2 separate regions of the Homo sapiens genome follow, and region 1 is linked to region 2. Evidence: chromatin loops called from intact Hi-C (ENCODE). Cell type or tissue: Calu3. All regions are shown on one strand. Links, peaks and the distances in the headings refer to the core of each region. The heading gives the core; the rest is flanking DNA.

Region 1 (2,814 bases), core at 296-2,795, 440 kb after region 2:
TTTAGTAGAGACAGGGTTTCGCCATGTTGGTCAAGCTGGTCTCGAACTCCTGATCTCAAGTGATCCACCCACCTCGGCCTCCCAAAGTGCTGGGATTATAGGCGTTAGCCACTGCACTCGGCCCATAATTTCAATAGCAATGAATATCCTGTGTCCGCATTGCGGTTGCTAAATACCACTTCTCCTTAGAGAGAGTTGTTTTCAAAAATGGGGCAGGAAATACCTCAGATGAGCCTGGGATATCTTCTGCTTGAGAGCAAGGAGTCGATCAAAGACTATCATGGTCATGTCAAAAACCCCAAGAGCCAGTCGGAAATGGTTCCCAGAGGCCAAAAATGGGAAATTTGATTAAGAACAAGGAATACAATAATTGAAACATCAAATACATAAAATCTATGATTCATAATACAACAAAAAAGATCACTTCATTGGTTACCTTTGGAGGTTGCTAAGACACTAATTTATTATTCTGAAAATTGGTCAATAAAGGAACAGAATGATTCTAACTATATTAAAATATATTCGTGTTTATATGCACAGAAAAGGGTCTCAAAGTTTTAATACCTTGAGGTTTTAATAGTGGTGATCTCTGGGTGATAGGGTTAGAGGTAGGATTTTTCTTTTTACCTAATTATAGTTTCAATTGTTTTTTTACAATAAATATGTATTGTCTCTGCACTAGAAGTTATTTTAGGGTTATAAAACAGTATGTGGCATATGAGATCATTTTTGTAAAAAGGAAAAATAATACGCTCTGAATTGCTAATAGTGGTACCCTCTGGGTAGTGAAATTAAGGTAATTTTAATTTTCTTCTTTTTGGTTTCTCTATATTTAAAAAATCTTTGCTATAATATTTTTTATAGAAGTAAAAACATTACTTCTATTTTTAAAAAAGAATAAAAGGAAAGCTGTCACAGTGACATCCCTGTAGTCCCAGCTAGCTGGGAGGCTGAGGTAGAAGCATCACCCGAGCCCAGAAGTTTGAGGCTGCAGTGTACTATGATCACTTCTGTGAATAGTCACTGTACTCCCGGCTGGGCAACACAGGGAGACCCTGTCTCTATTTAAAAGAGAGAGAGAGAAACAGAGAGAGAGAGAGAAACAATAACATCCTTCAAAAATAATGAGAACAGAAGTGTAAGAAATTTGCAATAGTTTTTTTTTTTTTTTTTTTTGTGATGGAGTCTCACTCTGTCACCCAGGCTGGAGTGCAGTGGTACGATCTCAGCTTACTGCAACCTCTGCCTCCTGGGTTCAAGCGATTCTCCTGCCTCAGCCTCCCGAGTAGCTGGGACTACCGGCGCATGCCACCACGCCCAGCTAATTTTTGTATTTTTAGTAGAGACGGGGTTTCGCCATGTTGGCCAGGCTGGTCTCGAACTCCTGACCTCGGGAGATCCACCCGCCATGGCCTCCCAAAGTGCTAGGATTACAGGTGTGAGCTACCGCGCTCAGCCTGCAATATTCTTCTAGGACTTTCCAGGACAAGTGTTCTGACCCACTGGCATGAATATCTGGTTCCTTTGGCTAATGTATACCTCAAACGGAAATGAGTGTTATTTCCCTCTTGTTGCCACTAACCGTTAAGATCACTAACCAACCTCTAAATGACTTCCTGTGGCATAAGATCTTCGAACCCAAACATGGAACACAAAGAAAGTGATTTAAAACAAAAGCTCTTACTGAAGTTTTTCCAGAGCCCCTTTAATGAAGTAGTCTTCTCTGCCCTCTACTGGTGATGAAAATAACATCTACTTGGAAATAAATTGGAGGCATTTCCATAAAGTAGCAGTTCCTAGTATGCTATGGGGACCTGGCTTGCCGGGGGTTCCCAAGACCCTCTCAGGGGGTCTGCAAGGTCAAAACCATTTCATAATAATACTAGGTCATGATGTGCCTTTTAGATTCTCAAGAATGTACTATGAGGCTTATTGATATGAGTTCTGATTTCATATTGCAACAAATCTTTAATATATTACCTCTTTGGCCGGGCGCGGTGGCTCACGCCTGTAATCCCAGCACTTTGGGAGGCTGAGGTGGGCAGATCACTTGAAGTCAGGAGTTCGAGACCAGCCTGACCAACGTAGAGAAACCCCATCTCTACTAAAAATACAAAATTAGCAGGGCGTGGTGGCGCATGTCTGTAATCCCAGCTACTCCGAAGGCTGAGGCAGGAGAATCGCTTGAATCCGGGAGGCGGAGGTGGCAATGAGCCGAGATCACGCCACTGCATTCCATCCTGGGCAACAAGAGCGAAACTCCGCCACAAAAAAAAAAAAAAGGTATTACCTCTTGTTGAGTTTCTCGATACTTTTTTCCCCACACAATACATGCAGAGATTATCTTGTTGAGCTTTAGAATTGTATAAAAGACCGGACGTGGTGGCTCACATCTGTAATCCCAGCACTTCGGGAGGCCGAGGCGGGAGGATTACGAAGTCATGAGTTCCAGACCAGCCTGGCCAATATGGTGAAAACCTGTCTCTACTAAAAAAAAAAAAAAAAAAAGAAAATTAGCCAGGCACAGTGGCATGTGCCTGTTGTCCCAATTACTCGGGAGGCTGGGGCAGGAGAATTGCTTGAACCTGGGAGGCGGAGGTTGCAGTGAGCCGAGATCGCACCACTGCACTCCAGCTTGGGCGACAGAGCAAGACTCCGTCTAAAAAAAAAAAAGAAAGAATCGTATAAAAGAATGTACATAATTATTTGAAAAGGTGATTGAACTCTCCTCCCTTTTCCAGTTACATATCTATGTGAGTCTAGGTTTTCTTCATGTACTTCAGTCAAAACAACCTATCATGACAGACTGGAGAA
Region 2 (2,814 bases), core at 145-2,644:
AGCTACTCTAACAGTTACCAAGGTAATATTAAAATACAGCTATATGGCTTTAAAGGGAAGTTGATTTAAAAAAATACAGCTGTGAATAAGAACAAAAAAGTGTAAAATTACCGAAAAATATGTTTCTTTTGTCTATTTAAAAATACAAGGAACCAGCTGGCTCTCACTCTTCCTTTCCTCTAGCCATCATATTTAAACAACTATGAGCCTGGGAAGCTTTAACCTGAAAAATGAAATTTAGCTGCTAGACACCAAAGAAACAACATGAACTAAAAAATGCTGAAAATCCAAGTTGCACTCTTGATTTTGGGAAGCATATCCCCTTGAATTCTTGAGGACAATACAGTGACCCCAGATGGTAGCAACGGCATGAATGTGTTGGCCTGACCCCTCGACTGCCCACAGGAACACAGAGCATCCCAGTGTGATTCTGGTGTAAGCCACCGTGCCTCACCTCCAATACTGTATTTTTTTTTAAACCTCATTTACTCTTTTTTTTTTCAATAGAGATGAGGTTTCACCATGTTGCCCAGGCTGGTCTTGAACTTCTGGGCTCAAGTGATCCGCCCACCTCAGCCTCCCAAAGTACTGGAATTACAAGCGTGAACTACCGTGCTTGGCCCAATGCATATACATATATATATATATATATTTTTTGAGACAGAGTTTCCCACTGTTGCCCAGGTTGGAGTGCAGTGGTGTGATCATAGCTCACTGCAGACTCCGCCTCCCAGGTTCAAGCAATTCTTGTGCCTCACCATCCCGAGTAGCTGGGACTTAAGGCATGTGCCACTATGCTCAGCTAATTTTTGTATTTTTAGTAAAGACGGGGTTTCACTATGATGGCCAGGCTGGTCTCGATCTGGCCTCAAGTGATCTGCCTGCCTCAGTCTCCCAAAGTGCTGGGACTACAGGCATAAGCAACCGCTTCCAGCATTTCTATTTTTGGAAACAGTCTCACTCTATCTCCCAGCTTGGAGTGCAGTGGCGCAATCCTGGCTTGTTGCAATCTCCACCTCCCGGGTTCAAGCAATTCTCATGCCTCGGCCTCCTGAGTAGCTGGGATTATAGGCGCCTGCCACCACTCCTGGCTAACTTTTGTATTTTTAGTAGATATGGGGTTTCACGATGTTGGCCAGGCTAGTTTGGAACTCCTGACCTCAAGTGATCTGCCCTCCTTGGCCTCTCAAAGTGCTGGGATTACAGGCATGAGCCACCGCGTCCGGCCCCAGCCTGTATTTTTAAATAAAGGTTTTCATTTTGTCCAAAGCCAAAAACAATTTAAAAAAAAAGAAAAAAATTTGCAAATATCTACATGTATACATATATGTAAATATATATAAAAAACAATACTCCAAATTCATGACAACTAACCACAAGAGGGCGCTTCCACAATGGAAAGAAACCAACCTTATTTCCTTTAGATACTTATTTGAGTAAGTGTTGGGCACACATTTTCAAACTTTTGTAGAGTAACTCCTATTTCAAATCCTTTATTTTTCCATAGCCATAAACTTGCTAGATACTCATCTTTTAAGGGCGCCTATCCACAACTTAGATTTCAATCTTCTTAACTGGAGAGTCCATGTATCTAGTACTTGGTAAATGAGTCCTTACATTATTTTTTCTTTTAAGAGACAAGGTCTCACTATGTTGTCCAGGCTGGAGTACAGTGGCTATTCACAGGCTTGATCATTGTGCACTACAGCCCTGAAATGGGCTCAAGCAATCTTCCTACCTTAGCCACCTGAGCAGCTGAGACTACAGTGTGTGCCACTATGTCTGGCTTTTTTTTTTTTTTTCATTTAATTAAATTTATTTATTTATTTTGAGACAGGTTCTGGCTCCCATCACCCAGGCTGGAGTGCCATGGCACTACCATAGCTCACTGCAGCCTTGAGTTCCTGGGCTCAGGTGATCCTCCTACCTCAGCCTCCTGAGTAGCTGGGGCTACAGATGTGTGTCACCACTCCCAGCTAAATTTTTGTATTTTTAGTAGAGATGAGGTTTCACCACTTTACCCAGGCTGGTCTCAAACTCCTGGGCTCAAACAATGCGCCAGCCTTAGCCTTCCAAAGTGCAGGGATTACAGGCATGAGCCAGTGTACCCAGCTTCATTTTTCATTGTAGAGATGGGGTCCTCAATATATTGCTCAGGCTGGTCTTAAAACTCCTGGCCTCAAGCAATCCTCCTGCCTCAGCCTCCTAAGTAGCTGGAATTACTGGCTAGTTCTTACACTACTAAATGCAGATTAAATGACAACTGGCCTGGCACAGTGGCTTGTGCCTATAATCCCAGTTACTCAGGAAGCTAAGACCAGAGAATAGCTTGAAGCCAGGAGTTGAGACCAGCCTGGGCAACACAGTAAGACCTCATCTCTAAAAAAATAAATAAATAAACCGAAGACCAGGCGTGGTGGCTCACACCTGTAATCCCAGCACTTTGGGAGGCCAAGGTAGGCGGATCACCTGAGGTCGGTGGATCACCTGAGGTCAGAAGTTCAAGACCAGCCTGGCCAATATGGTGAAACCCTGTCTCTACTAAAAATACAAAACTTAGCTGGGTATGATGGCAGGTGCCTGTAATCCCAGCTATTCAGAAGGCTGAGGTGGGAGAATAGCTTGTACCTGGGAGGCGGAGGTTGCAGTGAGCTGAGATCATGCCACTGCACTCCAGCCTGGGCGACAGAGTGAGACTCCATGTCAAAAAAATAAATAAGTAAACTGAAAAGGCCAGGTGCCACTGCCTGGAATCCCAGCACTTTGGGAAACTGAGGCAGGAGGATCTCTTGAGGCCAAGAGTTTGAGACCAGC

Evidence for each region. A loop is a pair of places that touch in the nucleus more often than their neighbours do. Peaks named below come from ENCODE experiments on the same cell type or tissue, not always from the same donor. Only the 100,000 strongest peaks of a DNase experiment are listed, where the experiment ranks them.
Region 1: it touches region 2 in a loop (6-fold over the local background); 4 of 110 quality-filtered maps call a loop at or near these places.

What each region holds. Positions count from the first base shown.
Region 1 is chr16:68,846,362-68,849,175 of GRCh38, reverse strand. All of the region lies in intron 1 of TANGO6 (transport and golgi organization 6 homolog), which reads right to left. Among named protein-coding and RNA genes, the nearest start is that of TANGO6, 4.2 kb to the right of the region's middle. In Calu3, for the core only: a CTCF peak has its summit at 1,749 (motif pointing left); no DNase peak of the experiment used is centred there.
Region 2 is chr16:69,285,702-69,288,515 of GRCh38, reverse strand. The region is part of intron 5 of SNTB2 (syntrophin beta 2); the gene reads right to left. Among named protein-coding and RNA genes, the nearest start is that of VPS4A, 24 kb to the left of the region's middle. In Calu3, for the core only: a CTCF peak has its summit at 1,385 (motif pointing right); a DNase peak (open chromatin) is centred at 1,385.